4 separate regions of the Homo sapiens genome follow, and all the other regions are linked to region 1. The links are chromatin contacts, found by Hi-C or POLR2A ChIA-PET in ENCODE. All regions are on one chromosome and are shown on one strand. The core of a region is the stretch at or near the end of the contact, and the rest is flanking DNA. Distances in the headings are between cores, read along the strand shown.

Region 1 (5,473 bases), core at 2,227-4,726:
ATTCTTGCCAAAAATGTTTAACCTGAATCTAATTATGCCTCTAGACCTAACATCCAGTTTACAGGTGTCTCAGCTTGCCAGGACTGCTGAAACAAAGTACCACAAACTGTGTGGAATAAACAGGAGAAATTTATTGTCTCACAGTTCTAGAGGCTGGAAGTCTGAGATTAAGGTGCTGGTGGGGTTGGTTCCTTTTGAAGCCTGTGAGAGAATGAACTCTTGTAGACCTCTTCTTGGGGAGTGGCTCAATGGCTCGTAGCCCTGTGAATTAAAGTGACAAAAAACAGTTTACTGAGCTGGGTATGTGTAGTGGTGTGCACCTGTAATCCCAGCTACTTGGGAGGCTGGGGCGGGAGTTCAGAAGTTCAAGACCAGCTGAAACTGCCTTTGCAAAGATTATAAAGTGAGACAGTAAAAGAGATCTGACCAAACTGACTCCATTTTCCCTTTAAGCTCCAAGCTGCCCTTGTTCCTTCCTGGGCATAAGTCAAACTAACTTTGGGAGGAATTTAGTCTATAGTTTAACTTTGAAACAAAGATGATAACAGTCCCTCCCTGAAACAAACTCCCTCCTTGCTTGGGGACCAGATCATGTTTATAAAACTAACAATTTAGCCACAAGATTAGAAATTATGGCTCAAGAGTCATGTAGCTAGAGCCCACAAGATTCCTAACTTTCTCAATTGCTCCTATGGATAACATCACTATTGTAAAACCAAAGATTGGTGTTTGAGGTATTTTTCAGACCCTGCATTCTGATGGATTAGCTGGTGCCACCCGGACTGGTAAACTGGGTCCTCTGCTCTTGTGGCTCACACCCAGGAACTGACTCAGTGCAAGAATACAAGCTCCGACTCCCTGTGATTTCATCCATGAGCCGACCAATCAGCATTCTCCATTTCCAAGCCTTTTGCCCGCCAAACTATCTTTAAAAAAGCCTAGCCTCTGAGTTTTGGGGGAGGCTGATTTGAGTAATAATTAAACTCTAGTCTCGTGTTTAGCCAGCTCTCTGTGTATTAAACTATTAAACTCTTTCTCTATTGCAATTCCCTTGTCTTGATAAATGAACTGCATCTGGGCAGCAGGCAAGATGAACCAGTTGGGTGGTTACTCAGGCTAGGCAAAATAGCAAGACCCCATCTATATAAATTTTTTTTTCATAAAAAAAAGAAGACAGGTTACCCTGAGAAAAAGATAGATTTAATTATATACATACACACAAAAGTTAACAAATGAGGGTGACTCAAGGAAGCGTTAGAATTTGGGGCTTACATACCATCCTAAACTAGACAAAAGGAAAGGAGGTTTTGGGCTTTTTGGAGGGTGGTAAGTTATGGGAAATGTATGGTAAATAAGGATTGTCTTGCTATTTAGATAGGAGACATCTCAGGTGCTAAGAGTTTTCCTAGTACAGGAGAGGGAGACACCTTACAACTGGAAATTTATGTCCTGCTTTTAGTCAGAAGCAGGAAGGGCAGAGAGCTAATTGCCTTCAGCTCAAAACCATCCTTTTTGAGTGACATGTTTGGGGGTGGCATATTCTGGCCCCCTTCACTTGCTTCTAGTTTCTGGTAGTTTGCTAGCAATCTTTCACATTCCTTGACATGTAGAAGTGTCACTCTGATCCCTGCCTTCATGTCCACAGGGCATTCCCCTTATATGTGCATGTCTATCTCCAAATTTCCCCTTTTTATAAGGACACTAGTCATATTGGATTAGGGACCCACCCTATTACCCTACTCTGGTATGACCTCATCTTAACCAATTATGTCTACAGTGACTATTTCCAAATAAAGTCACATTCTGAGGTACTGGCGGTTAGGGCTTCAACATATGAATTTTGGGGGACAAACACAATTGAACTCATTGCAGGAAATCTGGTGGGGCAGAACAAGAACACCACCACACACAATTGATCAGACAAATCTAGAATGTGGGGCTTTCTACAAAGTCTCTTCAAAAACACAATGTCATTTTTAAAAAGTAGAGGGACTATTCCAAAAAGACTAAAAAAACCAAATGTATGAATTGTGATTGGATTTTGGTTTAATTAAGAAACTGCTACAAGACATAGTACAGGTTGAGGAGATTTGAATGTGGACTGGGTATTCTGAGAGTTAGGTGGTATTAGGCAATTACTGTCGATTTTCTTAGAGGTAATCATTGTACAATAGTTATATAAGAGAATTAACTTATATTAGAATGATGCAAGCTGAAGTATTTGGGATGAAGTGTCATGATGTCACTTTTAATTTAATTTACTTTTAAATAGATCAGCAAAAAAAAAAGTATATATTCATGAAGCAAATCTGTATATATAGCTGTGTATATAGATAAAGCAAATATACCAGAAGGTTAACATTTGTCAAATTTCAATGGTGGGTATAGGGGTTTTCATTGTGCTATTCTTTCAACTTTTCTGCATGTTTGAAGTTTTTCGTAATAAAAAGTTGACAGAAAATGAAGAAAAATAGTTTTTTAAGAGAAGATTTTTTTCCCCCATCTTTCTATTGAAAATAGAGCATTAAAAAAATCCAACTGGCTTAAAACGTACATGAAAATTCAGTTAGTGAAAAAGTAAAATTTGCTGTTAGGGTTGTAAAACAGTTGGGCTGTTTTCCAAGCAATTCCTTCCCTTTATTACTGTGAGTTGGAGGTTAGAGCACAAGGCCCTCAATCAAGAATTATTTGAAGGCCTCCAAAAGCCCTGCTGACCTCCAAGTATCTCCCCTGCTGGCTTTCCATGTGGCCTGAAATTTCTGTCACCTGGGTCAATTCTCAGGGATCAAGTATTTTCTCACTATTGGGGAGGCAGTGCCCCCTTTTAAAATGCAAATCTGGGAGGGATCCTGGGCCCATTAAGTGGGAACAATTGTCTGAGGAGCCACCACCTGCCCAAAGGCCCGCAATTCTGACAGCTCCTTCCCCAACCCCTTACCACCACTGAGATTGGACAATGTGTGCTTTAGGAAACAAAATTGAACAATGCATGCTCTAAGAAACTTCTTAGGTGAAGACACCATTTCAAGAAAGCTTATTTTCCGTGAATAAAATGGGGTGCATGAGGTCATTGCTGTTTTTACTTTGTAAACTGGGTGGCCTCTGAAAGCTTCTTTACAACACTTCAAAGGAAGCCTCCTCAACTCTTCCAGGCCCCCACCCCCTTTCCTTTGTTACCGCATTCTTACTGACCCCAAGGTTTTTCACTGAATGAAGAGTTTCCAAGGGGTCTAAAAAATACCTGGGACAATTAGAGAAATGAAAACCAGGGGGTCAAGATGAATCGACCCTTGGCAGAGGATTTACATAAATAGGTCCTAACCTCTGGCTGTGAATAAAAGATAAAATGCCCCACTGGGGTCAGAACTGCAGTTCAAGGGCATTTGCAGGGCCAAGCCTGGCTTCTCTGCTATGTCAGGAATTCCAGGAATGCCACTGATCATTGTGTGTTGGCAGGGCGCAGGAGGTTGCAGCCAGGCTAACAGAAACCCAGCCCTGCCCACTGGGTGAAACTGCAAGTCGAGAGCGTGGGAAACCAGCAAGTTGAGAGAGGATCCAGAAGTAACCCCTTCTAAAACGGGAAAGATGCCTTCCGAAAGGTGACCAAATTCTTGTTTTAGATGGTGGTGTTAATTTGGGAGGTTGGAAGGGAGGCAGGTGGGAGAAGGGACATGTCCCTTTCGAAGAGCCCCTTTGTTTCTTCTGTGGAGCACAGCTCTGTGGGAGGCATCTGCTCTTTACCTATAGACCGGATGGCCTGGTACTGGTCTTCTCTAGACTGAAGGTCCTCCACCAGGTCTCCTGCTGCTGCTACCTAAGAAAGAAATCTCACAAGGGTGTTAAAAGGTAATTTCCAGAAAGAGGTAAAATCGTGACCGTTATACAGATATAAAAACGAACATGTGTTAAAGACTTTATTTTACTTACATAACTGAGAGAGCCAGGCAGATGTTATAACTGGTTTAAAAAAGAAACAGCCCCAATTTATGTGGAGTAAAGGAATTTAGAGATGAATTGCAAATGGAAGCAAACTGTTTATTGCCCCCCACCCCGCCCCCGCCGCCACACACACAGGGGGAAGGAAGTCAATTGAACCAGATAGGACAGGATTTGCATATCTATCAGTGACCTACAACTTAGGGAGTGGCAAATAGCTCCAGTAGAATCAGAATCAGATAACGCCTGAAAGCACGTACTACAGGCAATAGTTTTCTATTGAAGTGTGAATTTACAGGGGCAAGAAATTTTGCTTTCTGAATTTTTTTTTTTTTTGAGACAATGTTTCACTCTGTCACCCAGGCTGGAGTGCAGTGGCGCGATCTCGGCTCACTGCAACCTCTGCCTCCCGGGTTCAAGCAATTCTCTTGCCTTGGCCTCCCAAGTAGCTGGGGTTACAGGCATGTGCCACCACGCCCGGCTAATTTTTGTATTTTTAGTGGAGATGGGGTTTCTCCATGTTGGTCAGGCTGGTCTCAAACTTCTGGCTTCACATGCTTTTTTAACCCAAGAGAGTGAGATGAACTTGAGAATCTTTGGTCAAAGTTGCCCCCCAAACCTCCACAATATTCTACCTTACTTTATTTCCCTGTCACATCAAAATGCATACAATCGTGGTTGATTTGTTTCTCGGTGATTTGAGAAGGATTACAAAGAGGCTGTCTTGACCTTGTCATCTTGTTCTTTTCTCTCTTACAGCACTTGGCCCTAAAGAGAAAACACTAGGAGGATGGGAACCAGGGACAGAGAAGCTACTTGCTCTGCAGCTGTTTGGGCCAGTATGTTCCCTAATCTTGATGGCCATCCTGGGCTTATTTTCCTGAGAGTCTCTAAGTGACTCACTGCATCACGTAAAACTAAGAAAAAGGATGTCCTGAATTTTCCTGCTTAGAGAGCTTGTTTTTCTTTCCTGTTGCATCAAAGGGGTCTGTTAAACTTTCTAAAAGTACTAATCTGACCTGATATCTGAAGTAACAGATAGGAATTTGGGCTCTTTAAATGGAGCCCTTCCCCCATACCTGCATCTCATTGAAGAGGCTGAACTTCAAAACAAAATCATGTTGGAGAATTAAGTCTCGTTCCCAGATTTAATTTCTTATTTTTATATTGTTGCATAAGAAATCTACTCTATAAGGCATCTATTTTCAAATTTGGAAAATCTTATTTTAAGTTCATTTATTTAAAGACCAACAAACAAAAACACCAAATTCACTAGCCCAGGTCTTTATGGACCACCATCTCCCCTCCCCGCCTCCATTTCTCCCTGGAGTAGTGATTGTGGGGCCACTGCATGAATTTTACTCTATTATTTATCTAATGAGCAAAGCCAAGGCTGGCAATGCTGAGAATGCATGAGGGAAAAAAAGATATCACAATGACAGCACACTCTGCAGCGTTCCATCCAAAAGCAAGTAAGTGACTCACTGTTCTGTAAAGCACAGGGCAGATTCTTATACGGAAAAACTACCCTCAGAAG
Region 2 (5,473 bases), core at 893-3,392, 710 kb after region 1:
CGGCCTCCCAAAGTGCTGGGATTACAGGCGTGAGCCACCGCTCCCGGCCGAGTTTTTATTCTTACAGGCTCTGGGAGTGAAAACCAAGAAGTTTCCTTTTTCAGCCCTTGTGGACACAGAACTCCAATAGTTCAAAGTTTTATGGACACAGAACTCCAACAGTTCAACATTGGTTCTAAATTTAGAATGCTGAAGTTAGAGTGCTTTGTTAGTCTGACAAATACAATATTCTCCTGAGTCTAACATTTAGAGCTTACATATTTTTTCCCATTCACAAAGTGCTATAGGCAATGACTGCTATTTGGCTTGGGAATTTTAGTAGTGACTTTTTAAAAACTCTCAAGTCATTCTGACTTTGACCCTCTCCAGCCAAAGGCATGACCAATGCATTTTAGTTCACCAGAACTTACCATTTTCCCCATGCTGTTCTGTGTTAGATTTCATCTGGATTCTCTCCAGAGTTTAGTGTTTAAACTGCCATTTATGGGAACACATTTTGCTAATTGTGCTCTTATTTGGATAAGTCACATGAGCCACATTGCTAAGTTGTGACTACAACCTCAGCTGCTGCTGAACTGCCCAAGGCAGGAAAATAAATTGCACCAATCTGCTCCAGAAATGAGAGAATGGGGGAAAATCCTTAGATTTGATTAGATGTTAGCTTTCAACCATTTATGTGGGGTTTTTTCCTTCTTAATGAAAACATCCTGTTAGTAAAAATTTAACCATCTCAAGAGCTTTGACAGGGGATGAAAAAAGTGAAAGTTTTAGTGTCCTCCTAATGTAGGCTCCTAGAATATCCATCCATCATTCTACGCATGCCAGTAACACCCACATTTGTTGCTTGATTTACTGATTCAGTGGTTCCTTAAGCATTCTATCTATATCTATCTATCTATCTATCTATCTATCTATCTATCTCTATTATATCTCTTTGCTATATCCCTCTCCATTCTTTTTCTTTTGAAGTAATTGGTAGGTCAATATATACATCTGTGAGTACCTATAATATGAATTCATTGTGAGAAAGATGAAATGCAGTGGTTGCAAGAAATAAAACTTTTGGGGGGACAATTGATGAATGAGACTCATTCACAACACATGGACTTTATTAAAATAATGGTGCATGTGTCATCCTCTGATGGAAGAGCTGGACTGGGATGAACTGTGAGCTTGCTTGTTTGCAGATGCTGAAGCACATAGGCCAGATTCCTCATTTCTCACAAGCCCACATAGGTATGCCTGCAGCATGGCATCTACAAAACATGCTGCCCTAAGCACAAAAGTGGATTATCTGCTTCTTTTGGTTGATGGCAGTTATTTCAGGGAGGGACTATCAACAAGTTTCTACTTGCTACAATCTAGGGCTTGAATCCATAGGCCATACTCACTTGGCCTGAAAAGACATAACCAGACTGGAAGAAAGAACCTTGCCTTAATTCAAATGTTAAAATCTCAAGAGTCTGGCATAAGGGAGGAGGAAATAATGGACAGAGTATTCTCAAAACTGGCTTTCTGCTTGCTAAGTAAGCATACACACGTAAAGGTAATGTAAATATATTTTCTCTAAAGGTGAACTACTGTTACCGATGCCAGGGTGGAAAACAAGACTGAAGTTGTTGAAGAAAATAAAGAACTATAGGTAATAATAGTACCACTAAAACTAGAGATGATGCCAAGCTGCAGGTTATAAGTATGACTTCACATGAAGCTGGAAAGCATGTATCATTACTTCGCATTCAAGTTCTGAGCAGTTTTTAGAAAATGGAAATGACATCCTTTACAGATTTAAATTTCAACATTGCTTTTGTTTTTCATGCTGATTCACCCAGAACTTGCCAAAGAAAGTCCCAGTAAAAATGTTCATGAAGGTTTTAGTAAAGTAAAAGACAAAAAAGATTTGTTTCTGAGGCTTTCCTGAGTGATTTCTCTAAATTCTTCTTGAATCATCATTCTTCGGAAAATGAGTTTGTACTCCTGCAGGCTCTGAAGGTCAGGATAGACCAGCTATGACTTTTCTAGGAAGTGAGTAATAGTAAGACCACGGGACTAATTTCTGGAGGCCTGGAGGTACTTTTCATTTCAGAAGCTGTAGGTGTGGTTTTCCCCTCCAAATGGCTTTAGGGAGTTCCAGAGGCGTGTGTACACTTGAAATGGGAATAGCCAACCTAAAGTAAACTTGCCCTGGAGGTTCTGCCAACCTCTGTCAGCTCTTACCCTGGGTTTCCCCACCCATAGTGACTGGTCCTTTATATTCCTTCTCACTCCTTTCTTCTCTATCACCCATTCCTCCAACCATTCCTCCCCACCAACTCCAAATCTTCATACCCATGCAAAAACCTGAGAATTCTTTGAATATGTATCACTTAGAATTCCTTCTTCCCGGAAAATATGGAAGGACACTGCTGCCAAATGCTGTTTGTAAGACTCACACGCAAGCTATAGCCATGGAAAATTCGTAAGAATCATTGTTGGGAGGGGAACACGTTCATAATTCTTTAAAAATTCATATTCTTTTTGGAGAAAAATTTAGGGTTTTAGTGTTAAAATGCAGCTAAGTGGCTTCATTTTCTTCATTCATTCACTCAATAAAAATTTACTGTGCACCTACTATATGCCAGATGTGGTGTTAGAAGATACTGTGATAGAAGACACAGTCACTGCCCACAAAGATTTTAAGAGTTGGTGAAGAAGAGAAGAAAAATAATAATTACAATATAGTGCTATAAAGACTATGAGAGATGTTGTAGTCAGTATGCCATGGGCAGTTAAGAATTGTTAAAGTCCTCAATGATGAGTAGGACTTAATGAGGAAACTGTGTGTGTGTGTGTGTGTGTGTGTGTGTGTGTGTGTGTACTGGACTTGGGGAAATTGCTGGTGTTGTCCAGCTTCAGACGGGCTAAAGTTACCACCAAAACCCACTTTCTAAAGCTTATTACACACTAATAAGGCAGAAGAGAAAGTGGACCAAGCTTTCTTCAGTATTCTCTTTCCTCTCCATGGTGTTCCCAATTTCTCCTCCCCTTTTCCCCATATTTTTGCTTCCAACTTTCAGGAAATAATTAATAGACTTAATTCTTCATGGTTAAGTTTCATTGCTTGTTTCCCACAAGAGCTTATGCATTTCAGTAAATGTCAGTGCCTTCATTCAAAAATCTGAATCTGTAATGGAATGTGTTTGGAACTTACGGAGGAGATGGAAGACTCACGGCAAACACCTATTCTACTCATCCTACCCATTTCTGTAAGAAATGATCCTGGCATTTATGACACTAAGGAATAAAGCAGAAATCTACACCATCAACTATAGCTCAAATTCCATTAAGGTGAATTTCAAGAGCTGCCCATATTCTTTAGCTCTACTGGAATGTGGTTTTACTTACTGGCAGGTGAACTGAGCAAACTCAACACCAGTTTGGAAATAGTTAATGTAATACAACAGATGATCTTTAAAGTCCCCAATTCTAAACTGCTGTGAATTCTATGCATTAGATTCCTATCAAGTTCTGCCTGTGGCCAGGGGAAATGGTTAACAAAGTGGCAGAAGCTTAGCTTTACTTGCTGGCTTTCAACTATTCTTTTTTGTTAAAGTAATGCATTACATGTTATAAAATCCATTATATAATGAATATATAAAATATGAAGTAAGTCTCCCTGCCAACCCTGGATTCTCTTTCCAGAGTCAACACTGTTACTATTTTCTTATAGATCTTCCCAGATATTTTCTCTTCACATATAAAATCTTTGTCTTTTTAAGATAATACATTTTTCATAATGTTACTGCTAGAAACAGACACAATAAGCACTATATTTTATATTTTGATGTATTTAACTTATCTCTAGTATCTCTTGTTAAAAATTTGTTTTAAAAATGTTTTTCTCAAAATATACATATAAGCAACACAATATTATTGGGTTATTTAAATAAATGAGAATTTTTGAAATATTTGATTTTTATTGGTACTTAAGCTCTTTTTAAAACAGTTACATTAGTCAAAGATACATTTACACTAAATTAAAAGTGAACAAATTAATGACAAGAATGTATTTGTAACCTGTCCTCAGACGGGCACACATATCAGGTGGTTTGTATTTCATGCTGTTTCATTCATGGAGTTCATATTATTTTATACAATACATAGTTTCAAAAAATCCTTCAGTATGGTTGATGTACCTCCTTGAAGCTGTGACTATTTGAGATACTAGTAAGTTCCTGACACAATGCTTTCTGGAAGAACCACCTCCAGCTCTATTCTGTGTCTTGCAAATGACAAATTGGATAATAGTGGGAAGACATTACAGCATAGTTAATAGCAATGGTCAAATAAGAAGATATGTGAGATTTTAGCTTTGTTGATTTTTGAAGAGAAGAATCCCGGGGAAGTGACTATTTAACTTCCTGAAATGTCTCTTAACAAACTATTTTTAGCCTTGCAGAAAACCTAGACTCCAAGCTCTTCATTGTTGCTAAATGCTAAGCTCTGTAAGTCAGCCAGACCTCCTGCTGTCTAAATTGATCATGTTAACCAGATAGTTGCTAGGTTTCCACTTCAACCTGAAATAATTCTTCCAGAGACCAGATGGAACATGTTGAGACGAAAAATCCAACTCTTCCATAAAGTTATTATATCAGTAGTGGATTATGTCCCTGAAAACTGTGTAAAACAGCTTGTTCTGATGAATAGTGCTTCACCTTTGTTGCACATGGAACATTCTCCAGCACAGATCCATATGCTAGGCTGTAAAACAAGCCTTCATAAATTTAAAAGTATTAAAGTCATACAAAGTATGTTATCTGACCAAAATGGAGTGAAATTAGAATAGCAGAAAATGTGGAGATACTCACAAATGAAATTAGAAAATACTTTGAGATGAAGAAAAGTGAATACATAATATACAAAATTTTGTAGGATGCAGTTAAAGCAGTAATTAGAGATAAATTTGTAGCTTTAAACACCTATATTGAAAAGAAGATCTCAAATCAATAACCTAATTTTCTACCTCTAGAAACTAGAAAAAGAGAAATTAAATCCAAAGAAAGCAGATGAAAGAATAAAGATTACAGTAGAAACTAACAAAATAGAGAATAAAAAACCAATGGAGGAAATCAACAAAAGCAAAAGTTGGGTCTTAGAAAAGATTAACAAAATGGACAGACCTTTAGCTAGACTGACCAAGACAAAAAGAGAGAAGACTCAAATTACTAAACAGGATGAAAGAGGTGATATTACTGTCAACTTTATAGAAATAAAAAGGATTATAAGGAAATACTATGAGCAACTGTATGCCAACAAATCAGATAGCATGGATGAAATGGAAGAATTCCTAGAAAGACCCAAACTATCAACACTGATTCAAGAATAAACAGAAAATCTGAATAGATGTTTAAGAGATTGAATTAGTAATCTAAAAACTTCCCACAAAGAAAAGGTCATTCCCAGATAGCTTTACTAATTTATTCCACCAAACATG
Region 3 (5,473 bases), core at 1,135-3,634, 610 kb after region 1:
ATCTTCACAATCAAGAAAATGGACAGATCCATCACCTCTAAAAGTTTCTTCCTGCCCTTTTATAATTTCTTTCTCCCAACCCTCATCCCACCTATTCCCAGGCTGGGAGGAACAAGTATCATTTACTATTCCTGGTTCTGTGTGAGCACTGGATATTGTTCCCGCTAAAGCTTTCATGTGGTTCTTTCCCTATGCTTGTATAGTTTCCTCAGATGCATGTGCTAATTAGTACTCTGCTGAATACTCGAGGGGGACCTCCACAGCAATCCTGAATTTTTTCTCTTCTCTCTACACTGCCAAGTCTAGTTGCCTTGGTCTCCTTCAGATTCTCAACTCTATTTCTGCAACTCAAGGAGTCTTCTGGGCCCCCTCTGAGTTCCCCGTCCCTGCACTATGACCTGGACACTCCCTCCAGGCAGTAAACTGGTGCAAGTGTAGGGCTTAACTACTTTGTTTCCTGTTTCTCAGGAATCATTGTCTTTATTGCTTAATGTCGAATGTCTTGAAAACTTTTTTTTTTCATATATTTTGTCCAGTTTTTTAGTTGCTTAAGACGGGAGGATAAATCTTCTCCCTGGTATTCCATCTTGGCTAGAAGAGGAAGTTGCTCATAGTTCTATTGTTTGCTATAAAAATCTTAAGGGGCAATAAAATTTCCACTAAGAAACTGTAGGAAAATGTTTTTATAAGTTCAATAAGCAGATTTGGAAGGTAAATTTAACTTCTCAACTTCTTAAATACAGGGCCATGGGAATATTTAGAAGATCAATATTTATTATAACTGTGTTTGAAGGAAAATGAATGAATTGAATAAAAAATTAGAAGTGAATAAATGAGGAGACATGATTTCTGATTTCTTTTCCCTTTTCTCCACGTTCTTACAGTGCCTTCTCTCTGATGTTGGCCCACTCTCCTACATTTAAACTTTATCACTCAACCCATCCATCTATCCATCTACTAGTCCATCTATCAAATGTTACTGAGTGCCAGGGATAAAATGAATTGTAAGACAGGGAACATCCTACAATGTACTTACATATGGTGGGTGGGAGTTCTGTTATTGTAGAGGCCTGAATAAAATGCTGAAGCATTGTGGAGGGCAGAGTCATTAACTTGGGGCAGGGCTGGGGCACAGATTAAGGAAGGCTTCTCTCAGGAGAAAACATTTGAAATGAGTATTGAAGAGTGAGTAGCATTTGGCTAGGTTGAGATGGGAAGGAAGAGGTATTTGAGAGGGAGGTAAAGACCTAGGCCAAGGTGAGTGTGGGGAAAAGGTCAGTCCTATTTCTGGAGGGGTAAAAAGCTGACTGTGTCTGGGGTCAAGGGGCTGGAAGGTGGCACGGCAGGAAATTAGGCTACAGAGGTGGTTGGAGCCAGCCTAAGAACTCTGAGTGCTAAAACAGTGTCTCCCAAGAGCCTGAAGTTTCATAGCATGGAAATGACATAATCAGATGTGGGTTTTTGAGCTCTCTAGAGGAGGCAGGTGGCAAGAAGTCTCCACAGGATGCTGCTGAAGTCATCCAAGAAAGGATACTAGTCCCTGAACTCAGACAGGGAGGATGCAGACTAATCCAAGAGACATTTCTGCAAGAGAATTGGAAATGTACAGTGACTGGTTGTATGTTGAGAATGAATGAGAGGGAGACATAAGGATAAATGCCTCTAGGTTTTTCAATTTGAGAGAACTGGCAGATGTCATGTAATTAACTGAGATGGAGACAGAAGACAGAATAGGTTTGAATTAGCTTTTAGTTCCACTGAGTTTAGAGTTTTTATGGATCACTCATGTGGAGAGATAGAACAGGAAATTGGACCTCGAGAGAGGTCTGAGAGTCAATGGCACAATGCCATGGTTAGAATGATCACAATTGGTTTGATCATGGTGCATAGAATGAGCAGAAAGTAATATGACATTCTTGTTCTCTGAAAAACTTTAATGAAGAATTTTGTACTTCAAATATCTATCAAGCAAAGATACTCATGCAGGCCAATTTCTGAGTATCCCAGTGCAGGAGATAAAAGTCTGCCGTAATATTCTCTCAGTAGGCAAAGGGTTTTAAGGTATTCTCATCAGCTGTCATGAATTCTAGAATTTTACACAGTGTAATGTTCTTCAGTCAAAATGAAAAAATCAGAGACAGGCATGTATTGTCTACAGACTTTCTAAGCAGTGACCACTGGAACAGAAAAGTAAGAAGAGCATCTGAAAGAGAGTCTCAGGAGTCAATGCTGAGCCCTTTTCAAAGAGTTGCTATTTTAAGTCCAGCTCTGATTTAAATATTCCTGGTACTGAATAAGCAGGGGAACTTGGGAAAGCCTGAGTCACCCTCACACCCTTAGCTGGCTTCATAAAGCAAGACACATTCTGACTTGGCCATTTTATGAGCCTGTGAAAGTGAAATCTATTTGAGGAAGAAGTGATTTGGTGTGACCTTTAAGCAGTGGAAAAGAAAACACTTGCCACTTCCGGAGGGCTTCCTCAGAGGAAGCGCTGCCTCAGGCAGTAGAACCCCACTGGCATTTCCCAATCTCCTGAAATATCAGAAATATTGGCTACAACATTTGCGTTCATAAGGACTACATGTTTGAGAATTATTGGTGGACAACTTTGTTAATGTCAATCTGTCCAAAGCTCTAATTAAGTTCTTCCCTTCCTCGACTAAGATGGTCCAAGGTGAGCAGACAGTGTTATATATTGTGAGGAAGCTCCCTTTCCCCAGGCTACAAGATGTAGGCAGAGAAAATGAAGAGCCCAGTTTTCCAGAATCCTAATTCAGGAAATCCCTCAGACATGGCATGGTTCCATTCCTGTATTCCAGTGTCAGACATTCAGTGGCATGGCCACTTAGTTTTCAGACTGAGACCAGATTTGGTGGTTTTTGTGTCTTTCATAGAAGTAGACAGCATGAAGAAACTTCTTGATTTAGTGCTACCTGGAATGAATGATTCTTAAATACAACACAGATTACAAAATGGTCAGGATTTGCCATCACATGCTTTAAAAGTTTCTTCTTTATATCACTGGAAGTTGTTGATGGCAATGAAAATATGCAATAGTAACTCTTCAGTTACTATTCTTCAGAAACTTCTAGACTTGCAAACACAACCCTGAGAGGAGAGACTGTTGTCATCCATCTGAGAATATTTGGAAGGTACCTGATAAGGTAGAAGCTGATCTTCAAAGAGTTTAGAAATTCTTGGCAAGTGGAGCCTGTCCTGGAAGTTGGGGCTTTCTGTCTTCTGGGAAATGAGTGCCTGAAAACAATGGTGGATGGGCAACTACAGGTTATGTCTACAGATGTCCAGTGCGAGGCTTCTGCAATGAATCCTTTGACTGAAATGCACAGAATGCTCAATGGAGTAAAAGCCTTGAGTCTTTTGTATCCAAAATTCACTGTGTGGAACAACGAATCACCTTAAGGATGTGGTATGAAGGGTTAGGGAGAAGAAGCTCACACTCAAAAGACCACCACCCTTGTTCCAAACCTCTACTGATCCCTGAACTTCTACTACCAGTCATTCTCTACTTTCCCACTTTTTGGAATTTATGGAAGAAAAAAAAGGTGTTGCCACCAGGCTGTGGATTAATTGATCATATTGACTCCCTAGTTAATTTCTGGGCCATTGGTTGGGAAAAGAGAATGCAAGGAGCCCAAAAAAACTACCTAATCTACAGTTTTGCTTACTTATTATACGGCCTGATGAAACATTACCTTAGAAGTGAGAATGCCTTACAATACACTAGTTTTTGGTGGCCATTTTATTGGATATTTACTATGTGCCAGGTTTTGTACTAAGCATTTCATAAGCACTATTCTTATAAAAGAACCTGAGAGATGGGTAGTATGACTATTTTACAGATAAGGAAACTAAGAGTCCCTGAGGTTAAATGATTTAACCAAGGTCACTGAGACCCAAACCTAGGTTTGTGTAACTCCACTGTCCGATTCTGCTTAGACTTTTGTTATATCTTTAACCAGCTGTCTTAGTCAACTTGAACTGCTATAACAGAATACCACAGACTGGGTGGCTTAAACAACAAACACTTACTTTCTCACACTTCTCAAGGCTGAAAGTCCAATATCAGGGTGCCAGCGTGGATGGGTTCTGGTTAGGGCTCTCTTCCTGGGTTGCAGAAGACTACCTTCTTATTGTATCTTCAGATGGTTAAGAGAGGGATCTCAATTTCATATCTCGTCTTATACGGGCACTAATCCCATTCACAAGGGCTCCACCCCCCCCCAATACCTAATTACCTCCCAAAGACCCCTCTTCCAAATACCATCCCACTGGGGAGTAGGGCTTCAATGTATGATTTTGGTGGGGCCACACTAAGTTCATAGCATCAGTCATAATAATATTTTTCTTCATACTTAAAAATGTGGCTCCCCCTCAAATAGCTTTTAGATGATTTTCCACTAGTGTTTATGGGTTTGCATGCATCCATCCTCACTGTTTGACTCAGTCTCCACTGGGGCCAGCTTTTGCCCACTCTCACTTGTATATACCTCTTGCTTCATCCAAACTAAAATATTCCATGTTCCCATACACGCCCCATGCTTTTCATTGTGTTTCCTTTTGCAAAAGTAGAAACATAGGGGTGGAGGGTAGAAAGAGCTGCATAGTGTTCATCTTTTGCTCAGTGTTGAGGCAGGAAGAAGCTGAAGACATTGTTTTAAGGAGGGCTGTATCAGACATGAGAAACATGACACAGCCTCATTTCCATGTGTATGACCATGGAGGGCAAAAGGCCATTCTCCACAGTTCTCTGTAGTATCAATAAGGCTTCAATCCCAGAGGTCAGAAGGGACCATGACACCATCATGGTCTCCATTGTAGCAGCTTTGCGGACACGGAGAAAAGCACCTAGGAAGGTACACTGTACTCACAGAGAAGGTGGTGGTCTGCAGAGTGGGCATGACTGAAGTGCTGTCCCTCTCAAAACATTGGATAAAGACCAGAATGGAAGAAAAAGAGAGTACAGTACGGAAACACAGATTAAACTCTCTGTAAGATCCTGGAAGTAACTAGAATGATTTGGGAGGGGGCCACTTTTGGTGCTGAGGCCCAACATTATCCAGAGTTGTCAAAGAAATCTGAGTTATCCCCATTCTGTGACCTCACCCTCATTCATACAACCAGCTGGTGGGGATTGGGCAAGATTGAGTTCATTTATTTGGGAAACATGTCTCATATACCTAATATGTGCCAGACACTGCAAAGCTCTGAAGATCCAAAGATAAGGCTCAGTCCCTGCCCTCTCAGGGCTTACATCATGGTAACAAGTCTACTTCTTATGTCCACGGAGGCTTTGCACTGTATATCTCTTAGACTTTTGTCCCAGGGTTGCCACCAGTGGCCACAGAGATTGTTTTCTACACAGAGATTTTGATGTGAATGGCAACCCCTATAGTTGTATATTGCATAGCCTGCACAACCTGCACAACTGCACATGGTGGCCCTGTTTGCCCAA
Region 4 (5,473 bases), core at 2,071-4,570, 570 kb after region 1:
TTCACCTGCCTACGCTTATAATAAAAGAACATTAAGAGACAACAAAGGCCATCACAAAGATGTCTTCAAAAATAATTTTAAAATAGAATTTTAATTAATTTAAAGGTAAGAAGTGTTGCCATGCCCTCAATCAAATTTATTATGACTTTTTGAAAATATCTCTAAGTAAATATATAGAAAATGAGGAATGAACATAGGGGAGGGCTTTTGGAATTTATACTACTATTCTTTCAAAAAATATTACTCGTCTCCATGTTGCAGTTAGGAATACGCTTCCTTAAGACAGAGTCATTATCTTTACTTGTTATTTAAATCTTGATATCACCTCCTATAGTTTTTGAAAGACATCACTCTTCAAGTTGTCTTCAATGGCACAAACTATACCTGTGCATTTTCTGAAACAAGTTTGACCATACCAGCAAAGGCAATGAAAATGCTTTGTCTTTCAGCATGAAATGTGAAGTCTACATTATTAGTGGGTATATATGGCCCAAGGGAAGAAAATGTTGAAGTAGATTTAAAAACAAAAACAAAATCACTCACACTCTAAAAGAATGTCTCAGTATTTCAAGGCTCTTCTCTCTCTCTGTGTTAAAACCAATAAGGAGGCCTCAGGACAAGTTAGGTTGATAATGACAGTGAATATCTACCTTTCTCCCCATTCCGTTTGACATCCATACTCCAAAAGACCTTCCCTTATTTGCTATGCATGGGTAGCAGGGAGATTATAGAGAAACTGTTCTTTTTCCTGCTTTCTTTTTTTACTGCTGGGGGAGTGATCACTTTCCTACAGCTCTTGTCCACCTGGCCCTTGAGGCGTTTGGAGTTTTGGTAAGGTGTTAACAAAAATTGTCTCAGGTGCCAACTAAATTTCATAAGCTTATAGCAGCACAACAGACTAAGACACCACATGGGAAATGTACATTTTACAAAAATATATTATACATCTACCATGTCTACCATGTGCCTTAGAGAGTTCTGGGTCTGGTAATACAGCAGTGAATAAAGTCCCCGCTCACATGGAGCGGGTAGGCTGATGGTGATGGAACTCATAAGTATACGGCAGGTGTTAGTAAACACTGCGGAGAAAAATAAAGCTGTGTCAGAGAGAGAGTACCTGGGGATCAGGGGTAGAGCGACGTTAACCAGGGCTAATAGGAAGGCCTCTTTGATGTTATTAGGCCAGTGAGGAATCAGCTGTGGGAGTGTCTGGAGGAAGAGGATTCCAGGCAGAGAAAATAAAAAAGTAACTGCAGTAGAGACGGGAGCAGGCTTTGTGTGTCCAAGAGACACATCATGGCAGATCAGGTAGGACTCTGTTGGCCACAGTAAGAAGCTGTTTGGAAGGTAGGAAATGATAACTAGAGAGAGTGAAGATGGTATTCTGAGAGTCTATGTGATTTATTGTAGGGATCCCGGAGAGTCGAGCCCCTTGTGCCTCATAACTGGAGTGTTTACAAGCCGTGTAAGGCCTTCTTGCAGTAAAATGCTACTTTTGTAATTTAAATTATTATGCTATGAAAACCTTAGCAAAGATAGATAAAGTTGAACTATTTGAAGCACAATTACAGCTAAAAAGCGCAAAGTGGGCAATTCTTCCTATCACATCTACTCCTCAGAGAGATGTGGGGTACCTGAATGTCTAACTGTGGAATGTTTTGATTTGATTTAAATTTGCCAAAAACTCATCTTCCATAAGGCATATCTTTGCTGATTTTTGCACTCAGTAACAAGCAGTTTAGAATTTTGAACTGAAGGGATTTTAAATCCATGTTTAAAGTGCTTTCATTTTAAAATAATTCTTAGTTTTATGTTCAGTCAGATGATAAGCTCCTTTTTAAAATTCTGTATGAAAACTTACTGTTTGGTACAGGTTAAGAAGTCTTGTTATACAGTACTTATTTTATTGGAGGTACAAAGAGAGTGTGGAAAAATAAAGGCAATTGGCCAGGTGGGAAGGGTAAAATTGTTTTATGTACCTTTTCTCTTGTAAAGTTGTGTTAAAAACATTTTTGTAATTTCTTAAAGGTAGAGTTGATTGCCATAATTTGATTGCAGCCCCCTGTCATTACTTCACTATTATACTCGGATACTAAATGCCCCTTACTAAATCTAAGGAAATGGGCAAGTTCTGTCATCTGGGAGTTTACATGTTAAGAGACATTGCACGGGTGAGAACAGACATAAAATGTATATGTAATTATATCGACAACATACAGGGCTTAGAAAGGGGCTTGATAGCCTTTTATAGGTGTCGTCCAGGTTTATCTTACTTGAAATACTGCCTGAGACTCTATACCTAATTCTTATCACATAGCCTTTCTATTAGTCAATGATAGATTTGGGTTGGGTTAACCCTCATATTCTTTTAGCAAGGGACCCACCTGCAGAAAAGAGTTATTATTGGTTTTGTCATTTATAGTTTAGTTCAACAAGACCGGATTTCCTCACCGCCTTTGGCTGAAACTGACTGACTAAATCAGTTTCACTTGTGGGGTAGAGAAATGAGTAATTTGGGAACATAGAGTGTTGTGTGGAGGAGAGCTTAGTTTGCTCCTCTTCATCCTCCCCTTAGGTAAGAAGTCTGCATTGAGAGAGGGAGAAAGATTTGGGACATCATGGGGAAACTGACCCCCTTGGGTGAGACACATTGGGAATTAAGAGAAAGATGTAAAAATGGACCAGGAGAGGATGTACAGAAGCCCCAGGGGAGCCAGAGAATTTCTGGTCCTAAGCTCAAGTGTCAGCCTCAGTTCTGCCTAGCATCTTGGACATGCTGTCCCTGCTGGCTTATCTCCTGTAAGACAAGGGGCATACTCCTGACTTACTGAGCATCCCATCTCAGAGGAGCTGGGAGTACAAGGAATTCAGGAATGGACTTTCAAGACAACATCTAACCCGAGTCTTCTGCAGACATTTCTCTACTGAATCTACTTTCTAAGTGTAGATTAGTGTCTAAGAGATAGACATTAAGTTTCTTTTTCTACCAGCCTCTGACCCCCTTGCTTTGAGGAAAACACATGTGTTGTCCACGAAGTGGTGAGTTCTGTTTGGTCCTTCCTCTAAGATTGGTCCGGGGCTTGAGCCGTTTTGCCCCATGTGCTCTGGGATTTCCCCCGGTTGTCCCCCCATATAAGTAGACAACTTGCTGTCTGTGTTCTAAGACCTTCATATTTTTCCCTTTGACTTGAGTCTGTTCTGGAACAATTGTGTGGTGGCTGGGCACTGCAAAATGAGTCAGTTCCTGCAGTTTGGTTACAAGTTCTCAAAAAGTATTTCAGAATGTGGATGTGGTCAGCAGAGTCATTTTCCAGACATCTAAAAGGAAACCCACATCAACTGTAACAATTGAGCTACGAACCGATGGCTCTACACAACCGAATGGGGCCTGCTTTTCCTCAAAGCCTGTAGGTGCCCTCAAATCTAGCATTCTCTATGGATCGGAAAGGAGAATTCATCTTCATGCTTGTAGATCACATTTTATCTGTTACTGTTGACATAAAAAAATGCGATAGAGGTTTTGGCCTTCATCACCTTTTGAATGTGGGCACAAATTTGACATAAGAAATAATTAGTAAAATGGAATCTATGGGATTAGAGTATAATTAGTGCAAAGTGTGAAATGTGGCTTAGGGATAGATGCTTGGGTAATTGAACTAATGCACGAAGGAGAGGTTAAGATGGTTTGGGTACCGATAGAGTACATCGAAATATGCTTATTTGGTTTACTAATAGTCTGAACCTGTGCAGACTTAGCAGCAATACTGATAAAATATCATTAAATCCTTTTCAAGCTTTAAAAGAAGTTCAGATTTGTCATAACATTTGGAGAATATTTTCGCTCCACACAAGTTTTGGAAAATAATCTTTGTGAATTTTTTTATCCTCTTGGGTATCATGAATTGTAAAATTTTGTTGCAGTTCTCAGTTACCAGTCTTGCTCCACTCATTAAAACTGATGGCATTTTCAATAATAAGAAAACAAAATTTAAAAATGGGTAAACGATTTGAACAGACACTTCACCACAGAAGATACGCAAATGGCAGATAAGCACAAGAAAAAATCTTTTCAATGTCATTAGTGAAACACAAGTCAAAACCACAGTGAGGTACTGCTACACACCTATCTGAATGGCTAAAATTTAAGAAGCCAGCCATGCCAACTGTTGGTAAGGATGTGTAGGATTTAGAACTCTCATGTAAAATGATACAAACATGTCAAACATACACCTATCATATGATTCAGCTGTTTCACTCCCAGAGAAAAGAAAGCATGTGCTCACCTGAAGACTCGTACGTGAATATGCATAGTAGTTTTATTAGTAATAGCTAAAAGCTGGAAACAATCCTAATGTCTATCAACAGGTAAATGGATAAACAAATTGTGGTGTATCTGTATGATGGATACTACTCAATAATAAGAAGGAATGAACTATTGATACCTTCAATAACATGGATGACCCTAACCCATGAGAGTCATATCATATGATTCCATGTATACAGAATTCTGGAAAATGTGAAAGCAGATCAGTGGTTACCTGGGGTAGGGGAGATGGGGGTGGCAAGAAAGGGGTTACAAAAAGGCCCGAGAAAACTTCCGGGCTGGTGGATAATTTCTGTCTTGTGTTGATGGTTTCATGGGTGTATATATGTCAAAACTTATCAAATTATACAATTTGAATATGTGCAGTTTATCGTATGTCAGTTATTCCTTAATTCTTAAAAAAAACTTAAAATAAGAAATCATTGTTATAGTAGATGGAAGGCTTTAAAATGCCCTTATTTGGCAAAATCAGCATTTCTTGGGGGGAGGGGGGAACCTGATAGAGTTTTAATGGTTTGAGGACAGAAATACGACCTTCTAGTACAGATGAGAAACCAAAGTTAAACAGTGAACATAATAAATGGGATCTCTTTAGTCCCTTTTGTTTACAAAGCATTTGAACAAGTGGTTCAGGAAGTATCTTTTCCAGCATGGTGGTTCCAGCTGCCTGCCCGACTTCTAAGCATTAGCACTTAAACAAACTTACTGTAGCAGTCTACCGTGCAATGTGGCTAAGACATCCAAAGTTGCTGTGTTCAGATTGCAAAGATAAGACATGAAAATCCCCACTTTCAGATTCTATCATTGTTGGAGAAATAAATCTCTCATATTTACACAGTGCATGAAAATTTATGTATTTCCAGCTGTATTGAGGTATAATTGACAAATAAATTGTATATATTCACAGTGTGCAATATGATGTTTTGGTATATGTATACATTGTGAAAGGATTACCACAATCAAGCTAATTAGCGTATGTATCACCTCACATAGTTATCTTTTGTGGTGAGAACGTTTTAAGATTTTTCTCTCTTAGCAAATTTCAGGTATATGATGTAGAATTATTAACTATAAAGTATTTTCATAAACCTCATCCTGTGAAATCCTTTCAATGGTCCTATTACAGGTAGGATCAGTATTATCCTCGTT

What was found. A loop is a pair of places that touch in the nucleus more often than their neighbours do. ChIA-PET counts read pairs that join two places held with the same protein, here RNA polymerase II (POLR2A). Pooled maps may share reads with other maps.
Region 2: a map of ascending aorta shows a loop between it and region 1 (2.9-fold over the local background). The contact joins the enhancer-like site here to the promoter of LINC01186 in region 1. A Hi-C loop is called at or near these places in 1 of 168 maps with a recorded cell type or tissue (ascending aorta) and 10 of 50 pooled maps. POLR2A ChIA-PET finds 5 or more read pairs at or near these places in 1 of 52 experiments (activated naive CD4-positive, alpha-beta T cell).
Region 3: a loop to region 1 is called in a map of endothelial cell of umbilical vein, with 7 times the contacts of the local background. The contact joins the enhancer-like site here to the promoter of LINC01186 in region 1. A Hi-C loop is called at or near these places in 2 of 168 maps with a recorded cell type or tissue (HCT116 and endothelial cell of umbilical vein), 1 of 37 single-sample maps with no recorded cell type and 8 of 50 pooled maps. POLR2A ChIA-PET finds 5 or more read pairs at or near these places in 1 of 52 experiments (PC-9).
Region 4: a loop to region 1 is called in a pooled map, with 4 times the contacts of the local background. The contact joins the enhancer-like site here to the promoter of LINC01186 in region 1. A Hi-C loop is called at or near these places in 11 of 50 pooled maps. POLR2A ChIA-PET finds 5 or more read pairs at or near these places in 2 of 52 experiments (Caco-2 and MCF 10A).

The regions. Positions count from the first base shown.
Region 1 is chrX:46,325,677-46,331,149 of GRCh38, reverse strand. It overlaps LINC01186 (long intergenic non-protein coding RNA 1186), which reads left to right and starts at 3,476. Exons shown (of 2, transcript NR_110388.1): 1 at 3,476-3,599; 2 at 4,696-5,226. RefSeq lists an enhancer at 3,005-4,204.
Region 2 is chrX:45,618,465-45,623,937 of GRCh38, reverse strand. No RefSeq gene overlaps it. Among named protein-coding and RNA genes, the nearest start is that of LINC01204, 120 kb to the right of the region's middle. Within about 2 kb of position 2,142, at least 4 of the 41 ENCODE cell types and tissues checked have a DNase peak (open chromatin) inside an H3K27ac peak, as active enhancers do.
Region 3 is chrX:45,711,987-45,717,459 of GRCh38, reverse strand. No RefSeq gene overlaps it. Among named protein-coding and RNA genes, the nearest start is that of MIR221, 32 kb to the left of the region's middle. Within about 2 kb of position 2,384, at least 5 of the 41 ENCODE cell types and tissues checked have a DNase peak (open chromatin) inside an H3K27ac peak, as active enhancers do; they include HCT116 and endothelial cell of umbilical vein, where a contact is called at or near this core.
Region 4 is chrX:45,756,263-45,761,735 of GRCh38, reverse strand. It overlaps MIR222HG (miR222/221 cluster host gene), which reads left to right. Exons shown (of 2, transcript NR_170290.1): 2 at 1-5,473. Among named protein-coding and RNA genes, the nearest start is that of MIR222HG, 11 kb to the left of the region's middle. Within about 2 kb of position 3,320, at least 12 of the 41 ENCODE cell types and tissues checked have a DNase peak (open chromatin) inside an H3K27ac peak, as active enhancers do.